3 separate regions of the Homo sapiens genome follow, and regions 1 and 3 are each linked to region 2. A link is an interaction called in ENCODE POLR2A ChIA-PET data of the cell type or tissue named here. Cell type or tissue: MCF 10A. All regions are shown on one strand. Links, peaks and the distances in the headings refer to the core of each region. The heading gives the core; the rest is flanking DNA. Region 1 holds the start of LOC128092248. Region 2 has its middle 23 kb from the start of FIBCD1-AS1. Region 3 overlaps LOC124902288 (a long non-coding RNA gene).

What was found. Peaks named below come from ENCODE experiments on the same cell type or tissue, not always from the same donor. Only the 100,000 strongest peaks of a DNase experiment are listed, where the experiment ranks them.
Region 1: POLR2A ChIA-PET joins it to region 2 with 5 read pairs; 2 of 35 experiments call an interaction of 5 or more read pairs at or near these places.
Region 3: POLR2A ChIA-PET joins it to region 2 with 5 read pairs; 4 of 35 experiments call an interaction of 5 or more read pairs at or near these places.

The regions. Positions count from the first base shown.
Region 1 is chr9:130,712,151-130,722,531 of GRCh38, forward strand. It overlaps LOC128092248, which reads left to right and starts at 1,476. Exons shown (of 1, transcript NM_001414901.1): 1 at 1,476-1,574. The coding sequence starts at 1,476. The coding sequence ends at 1,574. It also overlaps a transcript of ABL1 not described here. RefSeq lists an enhancer at 247-923 and a silencer at 561-1,200. In MCF 10A, for the core only: no CTCF peak of the experiment used is centred there; no DNase peak of the experiment used is centred there.
Region 2 is chr9:130,957,875-130,968,255 of GRCh38, forward strand. No RefSeq gene overlaps it. Among named protein-coding and RNA genes, the nearest start is that of FIBCD1-AS1, 23 kb to the left of the region's middle. RefSeq lists a silencer at 2,715-2,889 and enhancers at 4,602-5,189, 5,190-5,776. In MCF 10A, for the core only: no CTCF peak of the experiment used is centred there; a DNase peak (open chromatin) is centred at 4,897.
Region 3 is chr9:130,789,738-130,800,118 of GRCh38, forward strand. All of the region lies in intron 2 of LOC124902288 (a long non-coding RNA gene), which reads right to left. It also overlaps a transcript of ABL1 not described here. Among named protein-coding and RNA genes, the nearest start is that of ABL1, 40 kb to the right of the region's middle. In MCF 10A, for the core only: no CTCF peak of the experiment used is centred there; a DNase peak (open chromatin) is centred at 4,904.

The sequences.
Region 1 (10,381 bases), core at 2,530-7,529, 250 kb before region 2:
CTACCTCCCGGGTTCAAGCGAGTCTCCTGCCTCAACGTCCTGAGTAGCTGGGATTACAGGCATGTGCCACCACGCTTGGCTAATTTTGTATTTTTAGTAGAGACGGGGTTTCTCCATGTTGGTCAGGCTGGTCTCGAACTCCCGACCTCAGGTGATCCGCCCGTCTCGGCCTCCCAAAGTGCTGGGATTACCGGCGTGAGCCACCGCGCCCGGCCCGCTAGTTCTAATATTTATGCTTTTTGGAGGGTGAAGGGCTTGAAAGGCATCAAAAACCTTGGTTTCTAGGAGCGAGCCAAATTTTCTCCCTTAGAGACTGAAGGAGGTTATCCGACTCCGCTTCCAGGAAAATCCAATCCGCAATTTTTCCCTCGCTTTGGCTCTTCCAGGTCTCACTACTCGCGCCGGGGAGACGCGGTCCGGCCTACGCTAGGCCGGCAAGAATCTACCAGGTCCCAGGAGGGCGGGGCCGAGCCCCAGAAGTCGGGGCCCGGGCCAGGAGTCTTGGTGCAGGCGGACTCGGGCGCGTGCCATGGGACCACAACTCCCGGCACGCACCGCGGACTGCGCCGAACACGGTTGGCTGGGAGATCCAACCCTACTGCTCCCACCGGCCAATGGGACGGAGGAAAGAGGCCTGACCCGGATTCTCGGAGGCCAATGGCAATACAGAGGAGGCGGGTGCTTCCTTACCACTCACCTTGCGCTCAGAGAAGCCACATTTAAAAGGTCGTGCCGGGCCGGGCTTTCGCAGGCAGTGGGACCAGAGCCGGGAGGGGCGGCGGTGTCCCGGGAAAGCGGCTCTTGGGGCATCCGGGTCCCCTCGAGGCGGGCTCCGGACGTCGCCGTGGGCGGGGCCGAGGGCGGGGCCTGGCCTCGTTGTGGAGCGGCTCGTAATCCATCATGGCGGCCGCGGGGTTTGGTGTCTGTGCCTGAGCAGCGCTGGAGCCGGAGCCGGTTCCCGGGTCCTGCGGCTGAGGAGCCCCTCCGCTGTCCACGGCCCCTACCGGCGGGGGGCGGCTGGGTCCCTCGGCGGAGCTCGGGAGATGTGACTGCCTGAGGGCGGTGGTGGTGTCAGCGTCCGGGGCCGGGGGAGGGGGTGTCTCGGGCAGAGACCCCCGGGCTTGGGGCAGCTGAGGCGGCCGGGCCTCCTCTACACGGGGCCCGCCTTCCGCTGTCTGGGCCGCGAGAGTCCTTCGTCCCTTACAGCCCCGCCCCGGCTTTGGGACACTGCGGGTGGTCTGTTTCCCCCAGCTTGGGACACCCCGTTTTCTGAGGCGTGGAAGAGCGTCGCCCCGGAGTAAGCTGCCCGTGCCGCGCCCCGACAGCTTCCCTCAGCCCCAAGCCGCCCCTTATTCCGGATCCCGGCCCCAACTTTGGCCACGGAGCCTCCCATTCAAATCCCTCCCTTGCTGTCAAGGGGTCTCCCCTTCCCCCAAGGTGGCTCCCGCGAGCCTCTAATGCCCTGACTTCTTCCAATGTCACCTACGGCCCCCTTAGTCTCAGCTCAGCCAAAAACTTTAATGCAAAGGAAAAGTCTGGATTGGTTCCACAGGCCTTTTAAAAAGCGGACTTAAAAGTTGCTGGCAATGCATTCCTTTTCGTCAGAGTCGAGGGCAAACTCGCTGAAATCTGGGTGACCCGTGTCCTTTTCCGGAGAGCAAAGCAGAGAAGCGAGAGCGGCCACTAGTTCGGCAGGAAATTTGTTGGAAGATGAAGAAGCTAAGATAGGGGGTTGGTGACTTCCACAGGAAAAGTTCTGGAGGAGTAGCCAAAGACCATCAGCGTTTCCTTTATGTGTGAGAATTGAAATGACTAGCATTATTGACCCTTTTCAGCATCCCCTGTGAATATTTCTGTTTAGGTTTTTCTTCTTGAAAAGAAATTGTTATTCAGCCCGTTTAAAACAAATCAAGAAACTTTTGGGTAACATTGCAATTACATGAAATTGATAACCGCGAAAATAATTGGAACTCCTGCTTGCAAGTGTCAACCTAAAAAAAGTGCTTCCTTTTGTTATGGAAGATGTCTTTCTGTGATTGACTTCAATTGCTGACTTGTGGAGATGCAGCGAATGTGAAATCCCACGTATATGCCATTTCCCTCTACGCTCGCTGACCGTTCTGGAAGATCTTGAACCCTCTTCTGGAAAGGGGTACCTATTATTACTTTATGGGGCAGCAGCCTGGAAAAGTACTTGGGGACCAAAGAAGGCCAAGCTTGCCTGCCCTGCATTTTATCAAAGGAGCAGGGAAGAAGGAATCATCGAGGCATGGGGGTCCACACTGCAATGTTTTTGTGGAACATGGTGAGTGCTTTTCAAAATTTCTGCTCATGGTTTTCCTCATGCATTCATCTTAGGCCTTCAAGGAACTTTGAACAACAGTACTTGCGACAGTTCCTTCCAATTCCACTTAATAAATTTGTTACTGTAGTTATCTCTTAGTGGAACTTTCTTTGTATAAGAAAAAGTTACTTCGTGACTTCGGCTTTATTCAAAATCTATTTGAGTTGCTTATTTCTTGCCTGATTCCTCTGCTAATTCACTGTTGACCTTGGACAAGCCACTTTACTGTTCCAGGGCTTTAGTTTCCTGAGGGGCTGGACTTCAGTGGTTTCTTAGGGTCCCTGGTTCTATGATTCTGCTCTAACCGAAGTCGTGGGCTCTTCTGACAAGCATGGATTCTTTACTGCTTTGTCTACAGAGAGCTTTTATCATATTCTCAAAGTGGTTTGTGTTCCTGAGAAAGTTAAGAATCATAGATACTGGTTGACGCTAATATCCTTGACCTTTTCCTTCGTAAGTAGGACTTGAAAATACTCACTTTGGAGCCATGTGGGAAAAATCAAGTGGGGAAGCAGCATTCCTTGTGAATTTTAGATAGACAGCTTCTGTCTTACCTTCCATAAGGAGTAATCTCTTCCTCGTTGATGAAGCTTTCATCCTGTCTTCTCCCTGTTTAGAATGATATTTGGGCCAATAAAGGTTATCTGTGACATTTTTATGAACATATTTGGCATTTGAATGCTGCCCGTACATTTTATGTTGTTCATGTCCAGTAATTCTGTGCGAAGTTAAAGCTAAGGGTCGGCTTACACTGATGTCTATAACCAGTTAATTAGGGTTACTGTTTGTACTGTTGCAGCCTGACATTTTTTGGATTGTGTCCTTTATATTAAAAAATCAGTTGAGCCCACCTATCCTATAAGCAAACGTATGAAGTGTGCCAGTGGCTTATACTTTGAAATTCATTCAGAAATACCCCAACATTGGGTGACTGCAGTCAACAAAGGCTTCTGTTGGATGAACTTGCATTTGACAGCTGAAGTTTTACTTTCTTACGGGAAAATATTCACTTCATCTAAATAAATCCGGGTGCTTGGATTTTACTTTGCCTTGAAACATTAGTTCTATTTTAGCTTTGTTTTTAGGCAGGCAAATATGGTAATGTGTTGTTATGATGGTTCCCAAATTCAGGATTTAAAAAGTGAATTATTTACATTTTAACTAGTGATGATCATGCACCTTACATAGTGAAAATTGGAACAGACTTTTTGGAGAGCTTTGGCGGAACTTATCAGAATTTGAAATGTACGTGCCAATGACCCAGTAATCCCATTCTGGGAAGCTAGTAGAGAAAGCAGTGTAGTTCCCTGTGTGTCCCTGATATCTCTTCAGGGGTTGAGAGGCTAAAACTATTTTCTTGTTAATAGAGTACCAAGGTCTTGTCTCTTTTGCTGTGTTGACGTTTGCAGTAATGGTACAAAAGTAAAGCAGGTGTCTTAGCATGATTCAGGGTTGTGGCACCTAACTATACTTGTAGTCATTGCATTCTTCATGACGTGCACTCACAGTTAAACAAACTAAATATATATATACACACACACACACACATATATATCCACTTTTCACTGAAAAATGTCCTTTTTTTTTTTTTTTTTTTTTTTTTTTTTTTTGAGTCAGAGTCTCTGTGTGTCACCCAGGCTGGAGTGCAGGAGTGCAGTGTGGCGATCTCGGCTCACTGTAACTTCTGCCTCCTGGGTTCAAGCGATTCTCCTGCCTCAGCCTCCCAAGTAGGTGGGACTACAGGCACGCGTCACTGACGCCCGGCTAATTTTTGTATTTTTTAGTAGAGACGGGGTTTCGCCATGTTGGCCAGGCTGGTCCTGAACTCTTGACCTCAGGTGATCCACCCACCTTGGCCTCCCAAAGTGCTGGGATTACAGGAGTGAGCCACTGCGCCTGGCTAGTTTTCACTGGACAATACCTTGATGAAGCAGCAAAAATTATTAATTTTATTACATTTTGACCCTTGTGTATGTCTTCTTAATATTCTGTGGGTTAAAAAGGGGGGTATGCATCAAGCACTTCTGTACAGTAAAGTATAATGATTATCTCCAGGAAAAGCACTTTGGTGGTTGGGTTGCAAACTGAACTAGCCACTTTTTTCATGGACTGCCATTTTTACTTGAAACTATGACAAACTATGGTTATTCAGACTAAAAAGTGTATGAAGGAATCTTTCAAAGAAAACAACAGGTAGCATTTGTTGCCAATGATGAAATTTTAGCTTTCCAGTGAAAATTAGGATTTTGGAGAATTTTTTTTTTTTCCTCTTCGGGGTAGAGTTTCGCTCTTGTCGCCCGGGCTGGAGTGCTGTGGTGCAATCTCGGCTCACTGCAACCTCTGCCTCCCGGGTTCAAGCGATTCTCCTGCCTCAGCCTCCCAAGTAGCTGGGATTACAGGTGTGCACCACCATGCCTGGCTAATGGAGAATTTTTATCTGCCTCTGTGATATAGAGATTGGTGGTAATATTTACAGATGCCATATTTTAATATCTTATAATGAAATGTATTATTTGGAAGATCTACATAAATCAGTAAATCAATATTTTCTTTTTTGTTCGTTTTTGCGACAGAGTCTTGCTGTGTTGTCTAGGCTGGAGTGTAGTGGCATGATCTCGGCTCACTACAACCTCCACCTCCCAGGTTTAAGCAATTCTCGTGCCTCAGCCTCCTGAGTAGCTGGGATTACAGGCATGCACCACCACAAGTGAATAATTTTTGTATTTTTAGTAGAGATGGAGTTTCACCATGTTAGCCAGGCTGGTCTTGAACTCCTGACTTCAAATGATCTGGCCACCTCAGCCTCCCAAAATGCTGGGATTACAGGTGTGAGCCACCGTGCCCAGCCAAACCATTATTTTCTAAATGATCAATGCATGATATAAAATCATGCACAGGTTAAAGATCCATTCAAAGTGCAAAATGGAGGCCAGGTGCTGTGGCTCGTGCTTGTAATCCCAGCACTTTGGGAGGCCGAGGCAGGTGGATCACCTGAGGTCAGGAGTTCGAACCCAGCTGTGCAATCTAGTGAGATCTTACCTCTACAGAAATTTAAAAAATTAGCCAAGCTCCCACTGGAGCCAAAGAGTCGAGGCTGCGGTGAGCCATGAACACAGCACTGCATTCCAATTTGGGCAATAGAGGGAGACCGTGTCTCTGGGGGGTAAAAAAAAAAAAAAATACAGTTCATTGGTAGAGTTTCTTAAAGGCAGCCAGCCTTTAAGAAATTCCTGGCTAGGCCGGGCACAGTGGCTCACGCCTGTAATCCCAGCACTTTGGGAGGCCGAAGTGGGCAGATCACCTGAGGTCGGGAGTTCAGGACCAGCCTGACTAACATGGAGAAACCCTGTCTCTACCAAAAGTAAAAAATTAGCCGGGCGTGGTGGCACATGCCTCTAATCCCAGCTACTCAGGAGGCTGAGGCAGGAGAATTGCTTGAACCCCGGAGCGGAGGTTGCATTGAGACGAGATCACGCCATTGCACTCCAGCCTGGGCAACAAGAGCGAAACTCTTGTCTCAAAAAAAAAAAAAGAAATTCCTGGCTGGGTGTGGTGGCTCACGCCTGTAATCCGAGCACTTTGGGAGGATGAGGCAGGCGGATCACTTGAGGTCAGTAGTTCGAAACTGGCCTGGCCAACGTGATGAAACCCCGTCTGTACTAAAAATACAAAAATTAGATGGGCGTGGTGGCATGCACCTGTAATCTCAGCTACTCAGGAGGCTGAGGCAGGAGAATATCTTGAGCCCCGGGGGAAGAGGTTGCAGTGACCTGAGATCGCACCACTGCACTTCAGCCTGGGTAACAGAATGAGACTCTGTCTCAAAAAAAAAAAAAAAAAAAAGAAACTACCATTTACCATGTTTTGATGTAGCATCAAAGAACAATATCTACGGTTATCTAGAAAGTCTGTTTTGGGGGGAGAAAACAGTTATTTTCCAGTAATAAAAATATTTGTTTTTAAATGAATAATTATGTTTTTAAATTTCAGTATTCATTTCTAATGTGGTAACTATTGATGAGATAACCTACACAAACTAAGCCTCTTAGGGGCCTTCGGTTATTTTTCAAGAGTGTGACAAGGGCCTGAGATTAAAAAGTTTGAGGCCAGGCACTGTGGCTTATGCCTGTAATTTCACACTTTGGGAGGCCAAAGGCAGGTGGATTGCTTGAGCCCAGGAGTTCAAGATCATCCTGGGCAACATAAGAAGACCCTGTCTCTACAACAAGAACAAAAGAAATTAGCCAGACGTGTTATCACACCTGTGTTCCCAGCTACTTGAGTGGCTGAGGTGGGAGGGTCACTTGAGCTCGGGAGGCCAATGCTGCAGTGAGCCATGATCACGCCACTGCACTGCAGCCTGGGTAACAGAGCAAGACCCCATCTCAAAACAAAGTTTGAGAACTGTTGCTATGGAAAGTCTATCAAGAAGGCACATAGGGATGTTTGTTGCTGAAGTACTAACACTGAATGATGTCTGTGTTGTGGTGAGTAGAAAAAAAGCAATTTGAAAATCATTATTTATGGTATGGCCCCATTTTTGTAAAACAAAAATATCTGTTTATTTGTGTATGTCCAGGAAAAAAAAGTATGGAAGGATTTTACACCGAAATTTTTATCTCTAGGGACTTGGAGCTTTAGGTGGAATCGGAGAAAACTTTCTCTTTTTGGTTTGTGTGATGTTCCAAGTGTCTTTTTACAACAAACTTGGGTTATCTTATAATACGAAAAATTCGAAGATTTAAAAACTGAGGCCAGGCACGGTGGCTCATGCCTATAATCCCAGCACTTTGGGAGGTTGACACATGTGGATCACCTGAGGTCAGGAGTTTGAGACCAGCTTGACCAAGAAGGTAAAACCCTGTCTCTACTAAAAATACAAAAATTAGCTGGGCGTGGTTGCAGGTGCCTGTAGTCCCAGCTACTCGGGAGGCTGAGACAGGAGAGTTGCTTAGACCCAGGAGGTCGAGGTTGCAACGAGCTGAGATTGCACGCCACTGCACTCCCAGCCTGGGCGACGGAGTGAGACTCCATCTCAAAATAAATAAATAAATAAAAATAAAAACTGAATTGATGACAGCCCAACCTGTCACTTTTTTCAGATCCCTTTTTATGAAAGAATTTGCTTAAGTTGTGTCTGAAGACAAACCAATTTCTTTGGACCCTGGGTATTCTTTTTCTAAGGGAATACCATGTTATTTTGTGTTACAGATTGTTTGCGATCTTTCATAGGCTGATCTTTCTAGAGTTGGTTAATATCCATGTAGGTTAGATTGAAAAACTTGAATTCAGAAATGTACGGTGTTGGAGCAGACATGGATCTGGAAGCCAAGAATAGCGTTGGTGTTGTTGTTGATGGTGAATCTGAAAGAGTGGGCAGATGGCAACTTTTTGCCAGAATCATTCAGGGTCAAAGGGCTAGTCATATTTACAAGGGAAAAGAGGAAACCATGTTATTAAATATTTCATGCACCATATGTTCCTTTCAAATTTCAGTGGCTTGACTAAGAAAATTCACTTTTGGGAGAGTTGGTACAACAATTGAAAGCACTTAGTAGTCAACTTTTTCCTTAGTGTTTCCTTCTTCCTTCAACAAACATTTATTTTATTGAGCACAGACTATGACAGGTCGTGTTGTAGTCACTGATGATATATTTGTAAACAAAACAATCCCTGCCCTCCTAGAACTTACATTCTAGTGGGAGGAGACACATCATAAATAAGCTAAGTAAATAAAATACAGATATGTTAGTGATATGTGCTGAGGAGAAGAATAACATAGAGAAGGGGACAGGGAATGGGGTAGGAGGTGTAATTTTAGTTAGGGTGGCTAGAGAGGCCTGACTGAGAGGGCGGCATTTGATTAAAGACCCGAAGGAGGAAGATGAGCAGCAGGCCCTGTTGAAATATGTGAAAGAATTTCAGGCCGAGGGAACCAGGATGCAGAAACCTGAGGCAGAGCTTGCTAGTTTCAAGGAGCAGCCTAGAGGCCACTGCACCAGAGCAAAGAGCAAAAGGAGAGATGCAGGAGGTAAAATGGAGGGTGGGAAGAGAATGGCTGAAGGAGAGGGTGGCCTTATTGGCCCATTTCAAGGATTTTGACTTTGATTCATATGATGTGGGAAGGCCTTGGAGAATTTTCCGAGGGGACTATACTATCTGATGTATGTTTCAGTATGAAATAGAATCTCTCTGGCTGCTATGATCTGAAGGAGGACAAGGGAGCAGGGATTCCACGGGGGCATTGATTGCACAGAGCCAGGTAAGAGTGATGATGCTTGGACCAAAGTGGTGGCACTGGGTGGAGGGTCAGAACCGACAAGATTTGCTCTCGGATTAGATGTGGGATATGGGGGTGTGAGAGGGGCCAAGTGTGACTCTCAGGTTTTCGAACTGAATAACTGGAAGAATAGAGTTGCCTTTTATTGAAATGAAGGTCGAGGCTGCAGTGGTAAGCTGTGATTGCGCCACTGCACTCCAGCCTGGGCAACAGAGCAAGACCCTGTCTCAAAAAAAAAAAAAATATTTACCATCAGGTAAAACCACTTATGGTTCTCAAAACTTTATTTAAAATAATAGACACTTGATAAATCAACACTGTAGGCCGGGCGCTGTGACTCACGCCTGTCATCCCAGCACTTTAGGAGGCCAAGGCGGGCGGATCACTTGAGGTCAGGAGTTCGAGACCACCCTGGCCAACATGGTGAAACCTCGTCTCTACTAAAAATACAAAAATTAGTCGGCATGGTGGCACACACCTATAGTCCCACCTACATGGGAGGCTGAGGCAGAGGGATCACGTGAACCTGGGAAGCAGAGGTTGCAGTGAGCCAAGATCATGCCACCGCACTCCAGCCTGGGTGACAGAGCAAGGCTCTGTCTCAAAAAAACAAAACAAACACTAATTCTCATTACTCTTAAAATTATACTAAGGCCAGGTGCGGTGGCTCATGCCTGTAATCCCAGCACTTTGGGAGGCCAAGGCAGATGGATCACTTGAGCCCAGGAATTCAAGACCAGCCTGGGCAACATGGCGAAACCCCATCTCTACTAACAGTACAAAAAATTAGCTGGGCGTGGTGGTACACGCCTGTAATCCCAGCTACTCAAGAGGCTAAAGTGGGAGAATCACCTGCGCCTGGGAAGCCAAGGCTGCAGTGAGCTGTGATGGTGCTATTGCACTCCAATCTGGGTGACAGAGTGAGACCCTGTCTCAAAATAAAATAAAATAAAATTATACTAAGTATCTGTATACATTAGAAGGTGGGAGGAAGTGCAATTATTGGATCCTATAGGCATTAAAGTTAAATTTGTCAGGTTTTTTTTTGTTTTTTTTTTTTTTTTTGAGACAGAGCCTTGCTCTGTTGCCCAGACTGGAGTGCAGTGGCACAATCTCAGCTCATTGCAACCTCCACCTCCCGAGTTCAAGCGATTCTCTTTCCTGCCTCAGCCTAATTTTTTGTATTTTTATTAGAGACGGGGTTTCACCCTGTTAGCCAGGATGGTTTTGATCTCGTGACCTCATGATCTACCTGGCTCGACCTCCCAAAGTGCTGGGATTTCAGGCGTGAGCCACCGTGCCTGGCTATCCGATTCTCAAAGAGGTTATTTGGACAGGCTGGGCGTGGTGGCTCACGCCTGTAATCCCAGCACTTTGGGAGGCTGAGGCGGGTGGATCACCTGAAGTCAGGAGTTCGAGACCAGCCTGACCAACATGGTGAAACCCCATCTCTACTAAAAATACAAAAATTAGCAGGGCATGGTGGCATATGCCTGTAATCCCAGCTACTCAGGAGGCTGAGGCAGGAGAATCGCTTGAACCTGGGAGGCAGAGATTGCAGTGAGCCAAGATCACACCACTGCACTCCAGCCTGGGCAACAGAGCGAGACTCCATCTCAAAAAAAAATAAAAAGGTTATTTGGAAAGATTATATCCATCTACTTAATGCTAGGGATTGGATTGTGGCACGTGGACTGTGAAAATGCAAAATTGGAGGTATGTACTTTATTTTAGAGACAGGGTCTTGCTTTGTCACC
Region 2 (10,381 bases), core at 2,831-7,830:
AGATATTCAACTAAGCTTGCACAGCCTGGAGATGTCCTTATTACCGTCTTGTGGTGCCCACTGGGTCCAGTCTGCCGCTCTGATGGCCCCCATGGAGGTGAGTGGGCAGCACCTCGGCTGAGTGTCAGGTGTCCTGGGTTCTTAGCTAGTCACCCCCTCAACCGCTCTCAGTGACCTCCATCAAGTCACGTCCCCTCTCCAGCCTTAGTTTCCCTGTCTTCTAATAAAGCCTGCCCCTCAGAGCCCTTGCAGAGGTCAAAGAAGACAACAGCTTGAAGTTATTTTGCAAAAGGCTTAGTGAGGAGTCACAGACTCATGATGCTGACAGGGCAGGCGGGTGCAAGGCAGCCCAGGGGATTGGGAAGGACAGAGGCGGGAGGCACTGAGTTTCTTTGGCCGGCCTGCCACTTTGTGTCCCTGCAGAAAGGGCCAGATATGAGAGGTTAGAATGGTGCAGTGTAGGCAGGCAGACGTGGATTCTTGTCCCAGTCTTGCCATTTATTCACTGACCTTGGGCAAGTGACTTTAACTCTCTAAATCTCGGTTTCTTCATTTGTAAATGAGGATGATAATAGTAACGCAATAAGGCAAATCTCCTTAGGTGGCCACAAAGGTGCAATGAGATTAGGCACATCAACTCCACAATACAGGTATGGCACCTGCAGTGGCTCAATAAATGTTCACTGCTGTTGTTATTATCATCACCGCTATCATCACCACCACTACCATCACCACCAGCACCACCACCATCACCATCACCACCTCCAACACCACCACCACCACCACCACCATCACCACCATCACCACCACTGTCATCACCATCACCACCACCACCGCCATCACCACCACCACCACCACCGCCATCACCACCACCACCGCCATCACCATCACCACCACCACCACCACCACCACCATCACCATCACCATCACCAGAACCACCACCATCACCATCACCACAACCACCACCATCACCATCACCACCTCCAACACCACCACCACCACCACCACCATCACCACCATCACCACCACTGTCACCACCACCACCACCACCATCACTGCCATCACCATCACTTCCACCACTTCCATCACTGTCACCACCTCGACCATCATCACCACCACCATCACCATTATACCATCACTACCACCATCACTATCACCACCACTCCTCACATCAGCACTGTGACTACCATCCCAGCACTACCAGCGTGACCACCATCACCTTCACTAGCACACCTCCCACTACTTTTACTCAAGGGCCCTCCTTCCCCCTCTTGCACCCTGACCCCATTCTCCCCTAGACCCTCAGGGACTCCTCGGGGCCTGGGCTGAATCTGAATGGGGCCTTGAGCCATGCAAGGAGTGGAAACTCCCCACCTGCCCACAGGGCCCAGTGTCTGTCAGTTTCTTGATGACCAGGTTCCAAAGCCATCTAGCTCGGGCCCACCCTTTGGGGCCTGCTCACAAAGCACCTGCCTAATTTAGTCCCAGATTTGCCTCTGGTACCCCCTACCTATCACTCTGCCAGCCCCCCTGCATCCCGATATCCCCATAAATTATTGATGTCAGAAGTGCAAGGCTTATAAGGAGCTGGACGGGATAAACTGGTCAGCTCCAGCCCCAAAGGTGCCCATGGGTCTCAGGCAAGCAGGGGCCACCTGGGAGGACCCAAGGGAGAGGGGGTGGGACTGGGCACTGTTGGATATGGTTTGGCCAGGAACCCAGGAATCCTGCCCTAGAGCCTGGACACCCCATCCTTTGAGGTCCCAGAGGGAGATTGGTTCTAGGGATGATGATGGTGAATGGAAGGTGAAGTAGAATTTGACTCTGTCCAACTCTGGAAGTTTTCATGTAGAGTTTCATCTAGCCTGGAACAACTCAGGTCTAAACTGCCCAGACCAAGATGGCGTGTGAGGGAGCTCGTCCGACCCCCTAGGTGCCCACCAGGAAAAAGAAGTCAGTTCTCACCAGAGGCCCCAAGAGAACCAGGACAATGTAGGGTCGGCTTTGCCCTCCTACCTGAGGCCGGTATCTGGACAACCCACCCAGGTTTTCATGGGAGGAGGGGGGGCTCTCAAACCTGGAGAAGGAAGACTGGGAGAGCTGTGGTCATCTGCTCCGGCAGGTCCATGCACAGTGACCGCCCTCCATCAAGGCAGCCCCATCCAGAACCTGGGATCAGTTCACACCTGCTGAGCAGCTTCCTTCGTGCCCCTGATGAGGACAGTGGAGGTGAGGGTCTTTCAACTCCTCCCTCCAGAAGCCAGCAACTGGGACCTTGCCCTGGAACTTTCTTTCAGCTCACATGATTGCTGGGAAGGACTCATGCCGAGCTGAGGAGCAGGTGGCTGAGGCCAGGATGGGCTCTGCCGCCCGCATGTATGGGTGCCGTCAGACCTGTCCTATTGCCTGTCCCCCCAGACACTGAATGGGAATCTCCTACCCCTAGAATCATTAAATCACCAAGGTTCAGCACCAGAGAATCTTGAATCGTGAAATCACAACCCCCCGCAAGATGTTTGGGAGAATGTTTTTGTCAAAAAAGAGAGATAACAAATGGCAAACGAAGTAGAAAATGTTTCCCAAACGTGAGGACGGCTGATTTCTTTGTGCCGCCTTGGATGATGGGTGCGGGGTGCCTGGTAGGGGTGGAAACTGAAGGGGGTTGGAGAGACATTGCAAAGCTGCCAGGACACCTGCTTCTTCTCGAGCAAGAACCCAGAGACATGACTAGCTACTCCAGATGTCACCAACCCCCTCCGCCTTCTCATACTAACTTCCATCCCTGCTGATAGGTCCCCACAAGCCTGGGGCTCGGCTGTGACCAAGAAGAGCACCCTTAGCCCCCACACCCAGCCCAGCTACACTTTCCCCATCTGTGAAATGAGGTGTCTGGATTCGACTGTGGTTGGAATACTCTGTTCAAATGTGACTTCATACAGAACCACCCCCGTCCCAAGGGTTGGGAGGTGGTTATTGAAGGGCCCAGGGCACCCTGCTGGCCTCCCATTCCCCCTCCAGCAGCCCCTGCCTTCAGCCCCCGCAGAACCTGAGACTGCAGAACACATCTTCAAATCCCTGACCCAGATGGATGCTCTGTGGATTAACATCCCAAACTTCTGCACATCGGGGAGGCCTCCCTTCTCACACAACAGATTGACATTGGCCCATTCCAACTGGGCCCAGGCTCCTGGCCAGCCTCGCCGGCGATTCTGACTGGGCCCAGGACAGCTGAGCCAGGGTCCCCAGACATCAAGGGGGGTGGGGGGATGCAACTAGAGTAAGGGGATGTGTCTCTTGAAGGAAGGGGCTCTTCCGAGGATGGACCCTGGGACACTTGGGGCTCCATAGTGCTGCTTTGGGGTCCAGGGACCAGGCCTTGACCCAATGCAGGTCCTCAATCAAGGGCAATTGGACAAATGGCACCAAGTGGGGGTGGCCAATCTCATGCGTCCCTGCTGACGCTGGTGGTGCAGGGAGTCCTGAGGCAGAAGGGGGCCGGCATCCCTGGGCACTGGGAGTGTCAGTGGGGCTTATATCTGGGTTGGGACAGGGGTGAGTGGGAGGGATTTGGTCTCGTTTCAGAGAGAACCAGGAACCCACTGACAGATTTTAAATGGGAGCCCCACGTGATCAGATGGTACTTGGAAGTTCACTCTGATCCTGAAGGGAAATGGATCGAGGGGTTGGCTGGGGCTGCACAGAGGCCAGGAGAGGTGATGTGGCTTGGACCAGGGTTGGGAGGAGGATGACAAAGTCAGCAGGGCCTAAGGGCTAGAAACATGTTTAGGAGAGACAGGCTTCAAGGAGAGCCCCTCGGCGAGTGTCTGGTCCGGGCCTTTTGACAATGGGATGCTATTCACCTCAGCAGGGAAGCTTGGGTGAGGACCAGGCGTTTGGGGTAGATCTGAAGCTCCATATTGGATGTATTGAGCTGTGGGGGAGCCCTGGAACACCCCATGGGGGAAGTTGAGGAGGAAGTAAGACACCCAGAAGTGAAATACAGTATGGCTGGGCTACAGGCAAAGGCTGGGCTGCAGGGACAGGTTGTGCTGCAGGTACAAGCTATGGGGACAAGTTGTGCAGCAGGTACAGGCTACAGGGACAGGCTGTGCTGCAAGTAGAGGCTACAGGTACAGGGTGTGCTGTAGGGACAGGTTGTGCTGTAGGGACAGGTTGTGCTGTAGGGTCAGATTGTGTTGTAGGGACAGCCTACAGGGATGCACTGTGCATAGTCTATACATCACAGGTAACTGAGGATGAATGGGTCAGTGCTGAGACCAGGACAAGGCATGGGGCTGAGTCTTGGGGACCTGCCACTTGAGAATTCTAGGTCACCGCCATCCTTCACCAGGCCAAGATGAAGCATGAGAGGAAAAGCTTCCTCTGCTTCACGGCCTGTGAAGACATCAATAAGGACTGGCGGGCTCCTTATGAGAAACACTTGGAGACCCCAGAAATATCAGGGGTGAGCTGAGAGTAGGCTGTGGTCCCAAGGTCATGTCAATGGGGGTGGGGGAGCAGTGAAACAACGGCCATGCAGTTCCTGTTGCTGTGTCAGAGCTCACAGCCAGCAGGCCTGGACCTCTGGACTCAGGTGTGTCCACGGCAGCCCTTCCAAGATGCCCTGATTCAAAGAATGCGGGATCTCCGAGTCTCAGGCAGTTATTTTGGAGTCAATGACAGGGACCCATCTTATCCCATCTCTGTGCACCCCCACTCCCAGGATGTCCCCATCTGACCTTCCACTCCAGCTGTGGCTCCTGACATAGGTTGGGGAACAGAGGGACTGAGGGAGGAGGGGGCAGGCCTCCCATTCTGTCCAACAGAGGCTTCCTGGAATGGGGCAGGCAGACTGAGTCACATCCCTGTGACTCACGTGGCCCGTCAGACATTCTCATAATATTAATAATGAAAGGGCAGCTCCCTCGGAGACCGCAGGCCCACACTTGGCTCTGGCAAGAGCTTGGAATGCCAAGTTTTCCTAGGGACGCCACCAGACAGATGAGGGAGCACCGGCTGCAGTGGGCAGGGCAGCTTTCGCGGCAGCATGCCCCCGCCCCGGGGGGCTGTCTGGGATGTCTTTAAGGATGCTTTGTTAAGCCCCATTAAATATGCATCAGCCCCCATTAAACTTTAATGTCCCACTTATAGGTGTCACATTTTTCACCTCCTCCTGGGATGGGAGCCACGGAGAACTGACGTCTGGCACTTGGGGACCCAGGCAGGGGCTGGGCTGTGAGCAGCCTGGCAGTGCGTCCCTCGGCCAGCACCCAGGCCTAGGGCAAGGGCCGTGGGAGATTGTGCCCCTGCGGCGTGCGGTGTCTCATGCCCCAAACCTCACCACTCCCCTCCCCAAGGCTGGAGAGCTCCACCATGATAGTCGGAAAACTGTCAAGAACCAGACAGTAAATGTTTTAGACTCTGCATATGCATCTTTGATTTCCTTTTTACAACCCTTTAAAAATGCGAACACCATTCTTAGCTCACTCTATTAAAGAAAAAAAAATGATTCAATGGCACTTGTTAGGAGACATGGTTAGGAAAACTTTATTCAGAATCATCAAGGACCATGGCAAGGGAGCCTGAGGCTTGGGGGATTGGGCTCAACTCCAAACACAGCCTGGACAAGTGGAGATTAATAGCCGAGGAGCAGGGTGCGGGGCGGGGGGGCGGGGGGTCAGCGAGTGAAAAATCCCCACGAGGAAACATTAGAGGAAAGGAGGATTCTGCCTAAACCAGCCCAGCAGGATTCTTGCTGATGGGCCAGGGGATCAGATCACCTCGGGGATGGTGGAGGATGAGGAGCCTGATCGGATATCCAGTTTAGGGGTTCTGACCACACTGATTTAGCAGGGTTCTTTGCTAAAACTGGATTTTACAAGGAAGTGCACAGATGGGCCTAGGCCGGGCACGGTGGCTCACACCTGTAATCCCAGCACTTTGGGAAGTCGAAGCAGGCGGATCACCTGACGTCAGGAGTTCATAGACCAGCCTGACCAACATGGTGAAGCCCCGTCTCTACTAAAAATACAAAAAATAGCTGGGCATGGTGGTGAGCGCCTGTAATCCCAGCTACTCAGGAGGCTGAGGCAGGAGAATCGCTCAAGCCTAGGAGGTGGAGGTTGCAGTGAGCCGAGATCGCATCACTGCACTCCAGCCTGGGCAATGGAGCAAGACTCCATAACTCTTTCAGAGTTACCATTTGACCCAGCAATTCCGCTCCCAAGTATATGCCCAAGAGAATGAAACCTGACATTCACACATGGTCCAGTACACACACATCTCATTTTATTGTGTGATTTTTACAAGTTGAAGGTTTGTGGCAACTCTGTGTCAAGCATGTCTATCGGTGCCATTTTTCCAACAGCGTGTGCTCACTTCATGTCTCTATGTCGCATTTTGGTAATTCTTGCAACATTTCAACCTTTTTAAAGTTTTTATTTATTTTTTATTTTATTTTATTTTATTACAGACCATCTTGTTTTGTTACCAATGATGGAGTGTGGTCATGCAGTCATAGCTCATTGTAGCCTTGAGTTCCTCGGATCGTGGAATCCTCCCTTCTCAACCCTTTGAGTAGCCAGGAAGACAGGTATGCACCACCATGACCTGTTCATTTTTTTATCTTTATTTTTGTAGAGATTGGGGTGGGGTCCCACTATGTTTCCCAGGCTGGTCTTGAACTCCTGACCCTGAGTGATCTTCCTGCCTCAGCCTTCCAAAGTGCTGGGGTTACAGGTGTCACCTGGCCCATCAGACTTTTTCATTCTTATTATATCTGCTATGGCGACCTGTGATCAGTGGTCTTTGATGTTACTACTGTAACATCAGTAGTAACAATTACAGTAAACAATTGTTTAGTGGCACCACTAACTGCACCCGTATATGTCAGCATATTTAAATGATAAATGCTGTTTGTGTTGGTACTGCTCTACCGACCAGCCCTCCTGATCTTTCTCTCTCTCCTCGGGCCTCCCTATTCCCTAAGATACAATAATATTGAAAGTAGGCTAATTAACAACCCTATAATGGCCTCTAAGAGTTCAAATGACGGCCAGGCGCAGTGGCTCACGCCTGTAATCCCAGCACTTTGGGAGGCCGAGGTGGGCAGATCACCTGAGGTCGGGAGTTCAAGACCAGCCTGACCAACATGGAGAAACCCTGTCTCTACTAAAAATACAAAATTAGCCAGGCGTGGTGGTGCATCCCCGTAATCCCAGCTACTTGGGAGGCTGAGGCAGGAGAATCTCTTGAACCAGGGAGGCGGAGGTTGTGGTGAGCTGAGATCTTGCCATTGCACTCCAGCCTGGGCAACAAGAACAAAACTCTATCTCAAAAAAAAAAAAAAGAGTTCAAGTGAAAGGAAGGGTCCCAGGTCTCTCCCTTTACATCAAAAGCTAGGCTTGATTAAGCTTAATGAGGAAGGCGTGTCAAAAGTCAAGACAGGCCCGAAGCAAGGCCTCTTGTGCTAAACAGCCAAGCTGTGAATGCAAAGGAAAAATTCTTGAAGGAAATTGAAAGTGCTACTCCAGGGAACACACAAATGAAAAGAAAAGTGAAACAGCCTTATTGCTGATACGGAGAAAGTTTCAGTGGTCTGGATAGCAGATCAAATCAGCCATAACATCTTAAGCCAAAACCTAATCTAAAGCAAGACCCTAACTCTCTTCAATTCTGTGAAGGCCGAGACAGGTGAAGAAGCTGCAGAAGAAAAGTTGGAAGCTAGCACAGGTTGGGTGATGAGGTTTAAGGAAAGAAGCCCTCTCCATAATACAAAAATGCAAGGAGAAGCTGCAGCAAGTCGTTTAGAAGATCTAGCTAAGATCATTGATGAAGGTGGCTGCACTAAACGCTAGGTTTTCCATGTAAGTGAAACAGCCCTCTGTTGGAAGATGTCATCTAGGACTTTCATAGCTAGAGGGAAGTCAATGCCTGGCAAAGCTTCAAAGGACAGGCTGACCCTTGTTAGGGGATAATGTAGCTGGTGACTCTAAGTTGAAGCCAATGGTCATTGACCATTGCAAAAATCCTGGGGCCCTTAAGACTTATGCCAAGTCAACTCGGTCTGTGCTCTATAAATAGAAAACAAAGGCCGGGCACAGTGGCTCACGCCAGTAATCCCAGCACTTTGGGAGGCCGAGGAGGGTGGATCACAAGGTCAGGAGGGGATAGATACCATCCTGGCTGACACGGTGAAACCCCGTCTCTACTAAAAATACAAAAAAAAAATCAGCCGGGCGTGGTGGCGGGCGCCTGTAGTCCCAGCTACTCGGGAGGCTGAGGCAGGAGAATGGCGTGAACCCGGGAGGGGGAGCTTGTAGTGAGCCGAGATCGGGCCACTGCACTCCAGCCTGGTGACAGAGCGAGACTTTGTCTCAAAAATAATAATAATAAAATAATAAAATAATTTTAAAAAAGAAAAAGCCTGAATGATAGCAAATCTGTTTATAGCATAGCTTACTGAATATTCTAACCCCACTGTTGAGATCCAACACTCAGAAAAAAAGATTCCTTTTTAAAATCTTACTGCTCATTGACCATGCACCTGGTCACCCAAGAGCTCTGATGGAGATGTACAAGGAGGTTGATGTTGTTTTCATGCCTGCGAACCTGGCATCCATTCTGCAGCCCGTGGATCAACGGGTAATTTCTACTTTCGAGTCAGCTTATTTAAGAATATATTTCATAAGGCTACAGCTGCCACAGACAGTGATTCCTCTGATGGATCTGGTCAGAGTAAATTGAAAACCTGGGAAGATTCACCACTATAGACACCATTAAGAACATTCGTGATTCATGGGAGGACGCCAAAATATCAACATTCACAGGAGTTTGTAAGAAGTTGATTCCAACTCTCATGGAAGACTTTGAGAAGTTCAAGACTTCAGTGGAGCAGCCGGGTGCGATGGCTCACACCTGTAATCCCAGCACTTTCGGAGGCTGAGGCAGGTATATCACTTGAGGCCAGGAGTTCAAGACCAGCCTGGCCAACATGGTAAAACCCTGTCTCTACTCAAAATACAAAAAATTAGCCAGGGGTAGCAGCACATGCCTGTAATCCCACCTACTTGGGAGGCTGAGGCACGAGAACTGCTTGAACCTTCAGAGGCAGAGGTTGCAGTGAGCCAAGATGGCGCCACTGCACTCCAGCCTGAGCAACAGAGTGAGACTATCTCAAAAAAACAAAAAAACAAACAACAACAACAAAAACAAAGAAAAACCCAAAAACCAACCAAACAACAAACCTCCTCTGGGCGCGGTGGCTCACACCTGTAATCCCAGCACTTTGGGAGGCTGAGTCGAGCAGATCACCTGAGGGCGGGAGTTCGAGACCAGCCTGACTAACACGTAAAAACCCCGTCTCTACTAAAAATACAAAATTAGCCGGGCGTGGTGGTGCATGCCTGTAATCCCAACTACTCGGGAGGCTGAAGCAGGAGAATTGCTTGAACCTGGGAGGTGGGGGTTGTGGTGAGCCGAGACGGTGCCATTGCACTCCAGCCTGGGCAAAAAGAGTGAAACTCCATCTCAAAAACAAAACAAAACAAAAAACCCAAAGATTTCAGTGGAGGAAGTCACTGCACATGTAGCGGAAATAGCAAGAGAACTAGAATTAGATGTGGAGCCTGAAGATAGGGCTGAATTGCTTCAATCTCATGATCAAACTTGAATGTGAGGAGTTGCTTTTTATGGATGAGCAAAGACAGTTGTTTTTTGAGATGGAATCTAGGCCTGGTGAAGATGCTGTGAACATCGTTGAAATGACAACAAAGGATTTCGAATATTTCATAAATTTAGTTGATAAAGCAGCAGCGGGAAAAGGATCGACTCCAATTTTGAAAGACGTTCTACTGTGGATAAAATGCTATCAAACAGCATCATATGCTACAGAGAAGTCTTTTGTGAAAGGAAGCCTCAATCGATGCGGCAAACTTCACTGTTGTCTGATTTTAAGACATTGCCACAGCTACCCCAACCTTCAGTAACCACCACCCTGATCAGTCAGCAGTCACCAACATCAGGGCCAGACTTTCCACCGGAAAACCGATGGCGACTTGGTGAAAGTTCAGATGATCATTAGCACTTTTTAGCAATAAAATATTTTTAATTAGGGTATGTACATTTTTTAGACATAATGCTATTGCATACTTAGTAGATTACAGTGTCATGTAAGCTTGACTTTTTTTTTTTGTTTTTAGAGAGAGTCTTGCTCTGTCACACAGGCTGGAGTGTGGTGGTGCAATCTCAGCTCACTGCAACCTCCGCCTCCTGGGTTCAAGTGATTCTCCTGCCTCAGCTTCCTGAGTAGCTGGGATTACAGGCGTGCACCACCACGCCCAGCTAATTTTTGTATTTTTAGTAGAGACAGGGTTTCACCATG
Region 3 (10,381 bases), core at 2,700-7,699, 170 kb before region 2:
CAAATATAATGTTCAGAAGTAAAAAGCATAATCATTGAGATAAAAAATTTATGGATTGGTTAAATGTTAGAATAGAAACAGCAGAAACCAGAATTAGTGAACTAGAAGATAAGTCTGAAGAAATAACACAGACTGAAGCTAATAGAAACAAAGGGATGTAAACCACGAGAGGCTCAGAGATATAGTGAGAAGGTCCAACTTATGTCTAATTGGAGTTCCAGAAGAAGATACTACAGGGAATGGCAAAGAGAGAATATTGAAACAGATAATGAGTGAGAATCTTCACAATTGATGAACAACAGGCCTTTGTCTGTCATTTGTGGAAGCTAGCACAACAGTTTAAACGGAGGCCCATAGGCCATGTCTAAATATTTAAAAGTTACAAATGTGACAGACTGTGAAATAAAATATGTCTATACTCCTACCTTGACAAATATGTCTCTCTGATACTCTAGAAGATGAGGTTTAAATGTAGAGTTCTTGAACTCCACAGAGCTCTATGCTGGCACATAGCAGCACAGAGTGAGCCAGACCTTCGCCTGTGGCCCCCACCCTTTTGTCTTTCTTCCCGCAGCTTTATCCATGCTGTGAGGGGCCTCATGCACACATGTGTACATACTTCAGCCTGCATATCTAAGCTGTGTTCACGCTCCTCACAAGCATGCTTGTAGGTGGCAACTCTGGCCTATGCCCGTATGCTGGTGCATTCTACTTTCTTTCATTTTTATTTTATTTATTTATTTATTTATTTATTTATTTATTTAGAGACAGGGTTTCATTCTGTTGGCCAGGCTGGAGTGCAGTGGTCTGATCATAGCTCATTACAGCCTTGAACTTCTGGACTCATGCAGTCCTCCTGAGTAGTTGGGACTACATTAATTACCACACCTAGTATTTTTTTTTTATTTTTATTTTTTGTAGCAACAGGGTCTCGCTGTGCTGCCCAGGCTGGGTTTGAACTCATGGCCTCAAACACTCTTTCTGCCTCAGCGTCCCAAAGTGCTGGGATTACAAGCATGAGCCACTGTGTCGGGCCAGCATTCCACTTTGATAATAGACCTGTGGAAAAGGCCCATGCAAGTCCTGAATGTGGGCATGGATTCAATTAAGTAGGGAATTCCAGGATCCTGGATACCTAGAATATGGTGATCAGACTCAGGGTGGGTGCATCTCCTTGGGCCTTCAGGCCCCTTGCCCTGTGGGGAGAGGTGGAGTCTTTTAAATTATAGAATCTAGGGTAGGGGCCTCTCTTGGAACAGGTTCTAAGGGTGGTAATGAGAGACAAAAATTCTCTGGTTCAGGAAGCCCATCAAATTCCAAAGCGGCAAAGAAGGAAAGGAAAGAAATTCATGTCTAAACATATCAGTAAACCTGTGAACCTATAGAACATCAAAACCAGAAACGATTCTTAAAAATAGGAAGAGAGAAAAGACAGATTACCTACAAAGGAACAACAATTCATATGCCAGCTGGCTTTTCTATACCAAGAGTGGAACTACTGAAACAGTGTTTTCAAAGTAGGCAGTGAAAATAACTGTTGATCTAGAATTGTGTAGCCATGAAACAGCCTTTAAATAATGAGAACGAAGTGAAATAAAGACATTAGATAAATAAAAACAAAAAGAATTTACTGCTGAGAATTCATCACTGTGATGGTTAATATTAGGTGTCAACTTGATTGGGTTGAAGGATTGTTTCTGGGTGTGTGTGTGAGGGTGTTGCCAGAGGAAACTGACATTTGAGCTGGGGGACTAGGAGAGGAAGACCCACCCTCAACGTGGGTGGGCACCATCCAGTTGGTTGCCAGTGCAGCTAGAACAAAGCAGGCAGAAGAAGGTGGGATAAGCTTGCTGAGTCTCCTGGCTTCCTTCCTTCTCCCATCCTGGATGCTTCCTCCCACTCCTCCTGCCCGTCCACATAAGACTCCAGGTTCTAAGGCCTTTGGACTCTTGGACTTGTACCAGTGGCTTGCCAGGGGCTCTTGGGCTTTTGCCACAGACTAATGGCTGCACTGTTGGCTTCCCTGGTTTTGAGGCTTTCAGACTCGGACTGAGCCACTACGAGCTCTCTTTCCCGGCTTGCAGACCTCATATCGTGGGACTTTGCCTTGTAATCATGTGAGCCAGTTCTCCCAAATAAACTCCCTTTCATATATACATATATCCTATTAGTTCTGTCCCTTTGGAGAATGCTGACTAATACCATCACTAAAGAACATCCTCAAGAAGAAGGGAAATGACACCAAGAAGGAAGGTTTAAAATTTAAGACAACATTAAGTTGATCCAGAGAGATGCATTAACTTGCCTAAAGATCACACTTGGTTCAGAACCAAGCCTAGACTTAAACCGAGACAGGATGCAAGAAAGAAATCAAGTTAACGACAGAATTTCATTTTCACCCAGGAAGTAGACACAGGGTCCCTTGGGGCTCATTTTGGGAGAAGGCCTACCTTTTTCCCAGGACACACCACCATTTACACGTCGAGTCTTACAGCCTCCAGGACTTTAAGCTTCCCACTGCTAATGTGTCATTTTTCCTTTCTCTTGCCACTGAGTTGTTTGCTCAACTAGAGGATTTTACTTTCTGCCCTTCAAGTTCACATGGTAGCTCGCATGGTAACATAAGTGAGTCTTGGCAGTGTTGCCAGGGACAGGATGACTTTAATTTCATTCCTCCTCATCTTGATGCTTTTTTTCCCTTTCCAGTTCCCATCAGCTACTTCCCTACCCCTAGTGGTCCTATGAGTCCTTCAGTTCTCCCCCTTTCTCCATGACACACCAGGAGCCATGTCAGATGTGATTTCTGACCTGGGACCCTGAATGGCACAAGGAGAAGAAGTACGGAATTGGGGGAGGGTATAAGAGGGTTTAAGATGCGTGAAAAATGTTGAGTAGGACATTTCAAGAGATAGTTCAAATAATATGGTACCTTTTGTTTACGTCACCACACTTGGCAAATTTGATCGTATGACATCTCATTTGATGTCTTTGAGATGACAGATGTTGTCCCTACTGTAGAGCTAAGATCCTCAGAGAGGTTAAATGACTTGCCTGTAATCACTAAGTTAGAAAGTGGCAGAGCCCCAGAACTACCCCATGCAGCTGCTTTCTAGTTTCTAATCAGGTGCTTTTTCACTAACACCATCTTGCCTCTACAAACTGACGGCTTACAAAATGCTACCAAAGGGTAATACTTTTTATTTTTGAGATGGATTTTCACTATTGTCACCCAGGCTGGAGTGCAATGGCACGATCTCGGCTCACTGCAGCCTCCGTCTCTGAGGTTCCAGCAATTCTATTGCCTCAGCCTCCCGAGTAGCTGGGATTACAGGTGCCCGCCACCATGCCCACCTAGTTTTTGTATTTTTAGTAGAGACGGGGTTTCATCATGTTGGCCAGACTGGTCACGAACTCCTGACCTCAGGTGATCTGCCCGCCTCAGTCTCCCAAAGTGCTGGGATTATAGGCATGAGCCACCGCGCCTGGCCAAGGGTAATACTTTTTAATCAGCCAATAAGATTCACATGGAATTTGCTTATTTTTAGTATTCCTGTCAGTATTGATGGATTTCTTTAAAAGTTTTTTCCATAGATCTATTTGCCCATCACCTCTCCAACTCCTCCAGCATCTGCCCCCTTTCTTCCGCATACATATTGTGATGTCTAACTGGGCCTTAATTATCATGAATTTTAAATTGGTGGTATCCATACTAATCAGGATTTCCTGTAATTGGAACATTCTTCACACTTTTGATATTTGCTGATTGTCCTCTCTATGCATTTTAGAAGTTTCAGACTATTTTTTCTGAGAAATAACTAGAGTCTGTGCAAGCTGTGTCGTACATTTTGACTGCAATTTTAGTACTGAGTGTTGCTTGCTTGAAAAGAGGCAGGTAAACCAAGTTATTGAGTGCAGTTTCAAACACAAGCCACCACTGTTCCATAGATCAGGGGTCCCCAATCCCCAGGCCACAGACTGGTCATGGTCTGTGGCCTGTTAGGAACCAGGCCGTATAGCAGGTGGTGAGCGGCAGGTAAGCAATGAAGCTTCATCTGTATTTACAGCCGCTCCCCATAGTACTCATTACTGCCTGAGCTCCGCCTCCTGTCAGATCAGTGGCGGCATTAGTTTCTCATAGGAGCATGAAATCTATTGTGAACAGTACATGCGATGGATCCAGGTTGCGTGCTCCTAGTGAGAATCTAATGCCTGAGGATCTCTCATTGTCTCTTATCACTCCCAGATAGGACTGTCTAGTTGCAGGAAAACAAGCTCAGGGCTCCCACTGATTCTACATTACAGTGGGTTGTATAATTATTATATATTACAATGTAATAATAATATAAATAAAGTGCACAATAAATGTAATGCACTTGAATCATCCCAGAACCACCCCTCAGTGGCCCCATCCCCAGTCTGTGGAAAAATTGTCTTCCACAAAAGCAGTTCCTGGTGCCAAAAGGGTTGGGGACTGTTGCCATTGGATCATGACACATTACTATCTTGTTGAATTAAACGTTGCAAACTGCAACGTTTGTAACTGCCAGTAGGCAGTTTTTATTTTATTTTTCATTTTTTATTTATTTTTTTACCTGTGAGCCCACATCCATAAAGTTAGCAGACTATGTCATAGTCAAGAGACTTTGCTTTATGAACTAGCTGATTTAGTTTGCTCACAAGCTTTGAAAGAGTCTTTTTTTAAAGGCCAAGTTTAAGACACCTTAGACCATAGAAATATGTGTATTTCCTGGCCATTCGATCATTTGAAGGCCAGATTTTATCAAAACAAATGAATCACTGTTTCTCCTTCCTTCATCATTCCCTAATTGGTTTCCAAAATAAAATGATTAGTGGCTGCATTTCTCAACTGCATTGTTTTGATTACAGTCTTACTGGCTGTATTGGGTGAGACATTGGGAAATGCTTTCATAACTGGTGATCACTGTTGACGGGGTTCCCTGACTTCATAAAGGCCCAGATTATGTTACCCCGAGAAAGTCTTTGAAGGAGCAAGCTCTTTCTTATGCTTTTGTTATTAAGTTAGGGAAAATGACTTTAAATAATGGAACCTTAGTTACAATGTAGGTTCCACTCTTCTTGAGATTTGTGTTACTTTTTAGACATGACAAAAGTGTGCATTTTAGAGTTCCTCTTACCCCAGGAACAATGGACTCACTTGGCTTTCAAAAGGGCAGAATATACTGAGTATTTCTGACTGCAGGTTTCTTCTTTCTGGTACCCTCAAAAATACACCATAAATAGTAGATTAATCTCCCTTTTGCTGTCCGTGAGTCCCTTCCCGTTTCTTCAGCACTGCTTGATATGACTGGTATGGAGGCCTAAAGCTGGCTGGCCTAGTTAGTGTTACCCAAGTGGTTTCTTGTGAGCATCCATTTGCATGCAGTTGGGCCTTTTGTCCATTGGTGAACTGCTCCTTGCCTTGAGGTCCTGTAGCTAGTTTGCCACTGAGTATTTCCTTCAAAAAACAGGAAGGATGCCCTGATATTATGAAGTGGGTGGTTTTAGAATTCCACTTCAGATGGCACTGACCTTTCCTTAATACAGCTGGTTTCACTTAATACATTTTGTTTAAACAAAGCCTGTTCCTGGAAGTGGTTCCAGAATAGTCTGTTCCTTGTAGCTGTTCCTTTGCTCTTAATTTTAAAAGTGTTTTCCCGACAGTATCATATGTGCTCGCACGACAGATTAGAAACTTCTGCTTGAAGTCATCACACTTATGAATTACGTTGTGTCCAGTTATGATATATTGATGATTGTATTCAGTAGCTTGAAGGTTTAAGTGATAACTTTATTTTGCAAAACTGACCACATTCTTTTGTTGCTTAGGTGTCTCCCCTTTAAGGGATTCTGATGTCTAGCAGTCTCAATGGACAAAACAGATAAAAGAGAGAATGAGTATTTTTCACTTTGTAAACATGAACAATTCTTAACAAAAAAGCCAGAGCTGGACTAATTAAATAATCAACATGTTTTAAAGTGGGATAGACATTTCTATTTTAGGTATGATACCACAATATTTAAATTTTAGGAAAGACTGGATAGAAATATAAAATAAGATACTAGTAGTCCTGCTCTGACTTTTCTAAAACAAGTTTATATTACTTTATTTAAAAATGTTTATGAGAGTGCCTTTTAAAAATAGGGATTTATAGGCTGGGCGCGGTGGCTCATGCCTCTAATCCCAGCATTTTGGGAGGCCGAGGCTGGCGGATCACCTGAGGTCGGAGTTCGAGGCTAAAACCCTGTCTCTACCAAAAATACAAAGTTAGCTGGGTGTGGTGGCATATGCCTGTAATCCCAGCTACTCGGGAGGCTGAGGCAGGAGAATTGCTTGAACCTGGGAGGTAGAGGTTGCAGTGAGCCAAGATAGTGCCACTGCACTCCAGCCTGGGTCACGGAGTGAGACTCCGTCTCAAAAAAATAATAATAAGATAAAAAATAGGGATTTATAAAACATATATGCAACTCATTAAGAACTTTTTGGCTGGCCACCATAGCTCATGCCTATAATCCCAGCATTTTGGGAGGCCGAGGCAAGTGGATTGCTTGAGCCCAGGAGTTCAAGACCAGCTTGGGCAACATAGCGAAACCTCATCTCTACAAAAAGCTGGGCATGGTGGTGCGTTCCTGTTATCCCAGCTACTTGGAAGGCTGAGGCACAAAAATCACTTAAATCTGAGAGGTGGAGGTTGCAGTGGGCCGAGATCAATCACACCACTGCACGCTAGCCTGATGAAGGAAGGAGAAACAGTGATTCATTTGTTTTGATAAAATCTGGCCTTCAAATGATCGAATGGCCAGGAAATACACATATTTCTATGGTCTAAGGTGTCTTAAACTTGGCCTTTAAAAAAAGACTCTTTCAAAGCTTGTGAGCAAACTAAATCAGCTAGTTCATAAAGCAAAGTCTCTTGACTATGACATAGTCTGCTAACTTTATGGATGTGGGCTCACAGGTAAAAAAATAAATAAATAAACAAAAAACAATGTCTTTCTCTGCCTTTTGTTAAAAAAAAAACAAAAAAACTTTTTTTGCCTGTAATCCCAGCTACTCAGGAGGCTGCGGCAGGAGAACCACTTGAACCCGGGAGGTAGAGGTTGCGGTGAGCTGAGATCACGCCATTGCACTCCAGCCTGGGCAACAAGAGCGAAACTTCATCTCAAAAAAAAAAAAAAAAAAAAAGGCACTTTTTTTTTGGCCAGGCACAGTGGCTCACGCCTGTAATCCCAGCATTTTGGGAGGCTGAGGCGGGTGGATCACGAGATCAGGAGTTCAAGACCAGGGTGGCCAAGATGGTGAAACCTTGTCTCTACTAAAACTACAAAAATTAGCCAGGCACGGTGGCAAGCGCCTGTAATCCCAGCTACTTGGAAGGGCGAGACAGGAGAATCGCTTGAACCCAGGCGGCAAAGGTTGCGGTGAGCCGAGATCGCGCCACTGCATTCGAGCCTGGGCGACAGAGTGAGACTCCATCTCGAAAAAAAAAAAAAAAAAAAAAAAAAAAAAGAACTTTGAATAAACTTCGTTGTGTCATATTCTATCGTAAGATTTATTCTTGTCTTTGGAGAACTTAGCTTATAATTAATTATATTTTAATGAATAGGATACTTTTTGTTTGTTTTGTTTTTGTTTTGAGACAAGTACTCGCTCTATTGCCCAGGCTAGAGTGCAGTAGCATGGTCTTAGCTCACTGCAACTTCTGCCTCCCAGGTTCAAGCGATTCTCGTGCCTCAGCCTCCCCAGTAGCTGGTACTACAGGCGTGTGCCGCCATGCTTAGCTAATTTTCATATTTTTAGTAGAGGCAGGGTTTTGCCATGTTGACCAGGCTTGTCTCGAACTCCTAGCCTCAAGTGATCCGCCCTCCTCAGCCTCCCAAAGTGCTGAGATTACAAGTCACCACGCCTGGCTTCCGTATTTAAGTATTAGGTGGTGACTCCATACAAAATATTTAACAGCTTGCTGGTTAACATTTAAATCTTTGTTGCTAAGACCTTTTCTATGTTTGACAGTTATTCCAAACACGTTCCATATAGGAATAGTTTGCCAAATAGAAGAACACGGGATATTCTTCTCCCATGGCTGATGTGTTGTGATTCTAGGTGCATATTTCTGTTTCCAAGAACACGGACCTGTTCTCAAGTTCAAACACTGCATCAAGAGACTGTGCCCCATGTCTTTTCACTTTTTTCCCTCTCTCTTTCTCTCCCCTTCCCCTCCTTGATTTAATTTCTTCAGCAGGTCAGAATTGATACAGCTTCCAGAAGAAATAGTAGAAGTAGGCAAAAGATTAGTTTTTAATTCTTGTTCTGTCAAATACTTTTTGATTGAAATTGTTTTTATTACAAAGGTAGCATTTGCTTTTTGAAAAACAAAATAAGAAAAATCTTTTTAATCACTTCACTATTAAGTTTGTTGAATATTCCCTCATAACTTTTTCTCCTGGCTTTTTGAGTATTTGAGACATTTCTTTCCACATTGCAGTTTTGAAACATTCTACCCCACACTCATACATGAAAGTGAAGGCTCTGCTTCTCAGAGTACAGTTTAATTTACTTTGTGGACATCATTAACAAAAGGCAGAGAAAGACATTGGACCATACTAATTGTGGGACTTAGAAAAGCTATATTAGTGATGGTTATTAAGTATCGCTTGCAGTGGAGTCTGTAACATATTCCTATGAAGTTAATCTAACTACTGAGATAGTGGGAGTGCAGAGGAGGCATGCTGTGAGATGGAGTGGTATTTTCCAGCATGGCTTTTCTGTTTCTTGAAAACCCTACAGCACTTTGCCATGGTTTCTCATCTGGATGAAATAAAGCACCTGTACCTTAGTATGTCCTGCCATGCCTTTGTATGGCATACTTGGCTTTGTTCTCCAGGCCTCTTCCCACAGTAACAACGGATTCTTTAGGAATTGGAAGGGGGGGCCGGGCATGGTGACTCACGCCTGTAATCCTGGGACTTTGGGAGGCTGAGGCGGGTGGATCACGAGGTCAGGAGTTTGAGACCAACCTGGCCAATATGGTGAAACCCTGTCTCTACTAAAAATACAAAAAAGAATTAGCTGGGTGTGGTGGGGCATGCCTGTAGTCCCAGCTACTCGGGAGGCTGAGGCAGAAGAATTGCTTGAACCCAGGAGGCGGAGGTTGCAGTGAGCTAAGATCGTGCCACTGCACTCCAGCCTGGGTGGCAGAGACTCCGTCTCAAAAAAAAAAAAAAAAAAGAATTGGAAGGGAATGGAGGAAGCAAGGTGGTTAAACAAAAATCATCTTTACACACACCACCCACTCTATGATGTATATGAGTTCAGAAGAGCACTTTGCTTTATCCTTAATAGAAATATCTGTAAAGCCAGGGGAGTCATAAAGCTGTAGGCTAAGTAAGGTGCCATGAGAAAAGGAGGCTTCACTTACGCCAGTATTTGGAGCAGCGTTTGGCCTCTTGGAGGTGTTTGCACCCATCGGAGATGCTCCATAGTGAGATTTAGGATAAGTGCAAGGTGAGCTTTGCTTTTGTAAAATGCATGAAGTGTGACCACGAAAGGGCCATGGGAAAGAATTATTGATGGGTTACAGGTGCATCGTTTCAGGCAGATTGACACTAGGAAAGAGCAAAGAGCAGGTAGAGGTTTGACAGTTTACTCCTTTAAAGTAATCCATGTCCAATAACCCATGGAAAGTCTTCATGTACTTCTAAGGGGTAGACATACCCTAGTCTAGGTGCTAATCTAGGTTCTATCATGTGTTAGCTGTGACCCTGGGCAAATAACTTTATCCTATGGCCTCAATTTCATCTTGCAAAAAAATACGGATTAGATAATGGCACTTCCTTAAAAGGTTTGATGGGATTTCAATGGAATATTGCATAGAAAGTGCTTGAGGCATTGTAAGTACACAGTAAGTGAAGTGTTGACCATTATTAATATCATGATGATAAAGTGTGTAACTTATTTTATAAGTACCATATAATTGAAATTTGCCAATAGTAACTCCTCGGAGACTTCCAGGGAACTCTGTCAATCAAAAAAAGCTTTGTGTAATAATGGACGCTACCTTGACAGAGTGTGTTAGTCAAGAGAGGATACTTATTTATAAATTTTGGGATATTTATACTTTTTTTTTTTTCTTTAGAGATGGAGTCTTGCTCTGTCGCCAAGGCTAGAGTGCAGTGGCGCAATCTCGGCTCACTGCAACCTCTGCCTCCCCAGTTCAAGTGATTCTCCTGCCTCAGCCTTCCAAGTAGCTAGGACTACAGGCACCTGTCACCAGGCCTGGCTAATTTTTGTATTTTTTAGGAGAGACGGGGTTTCACCATCTTGGTCAGGCTGGTCTCGAACTCCTGACCTCGTGATCCACAC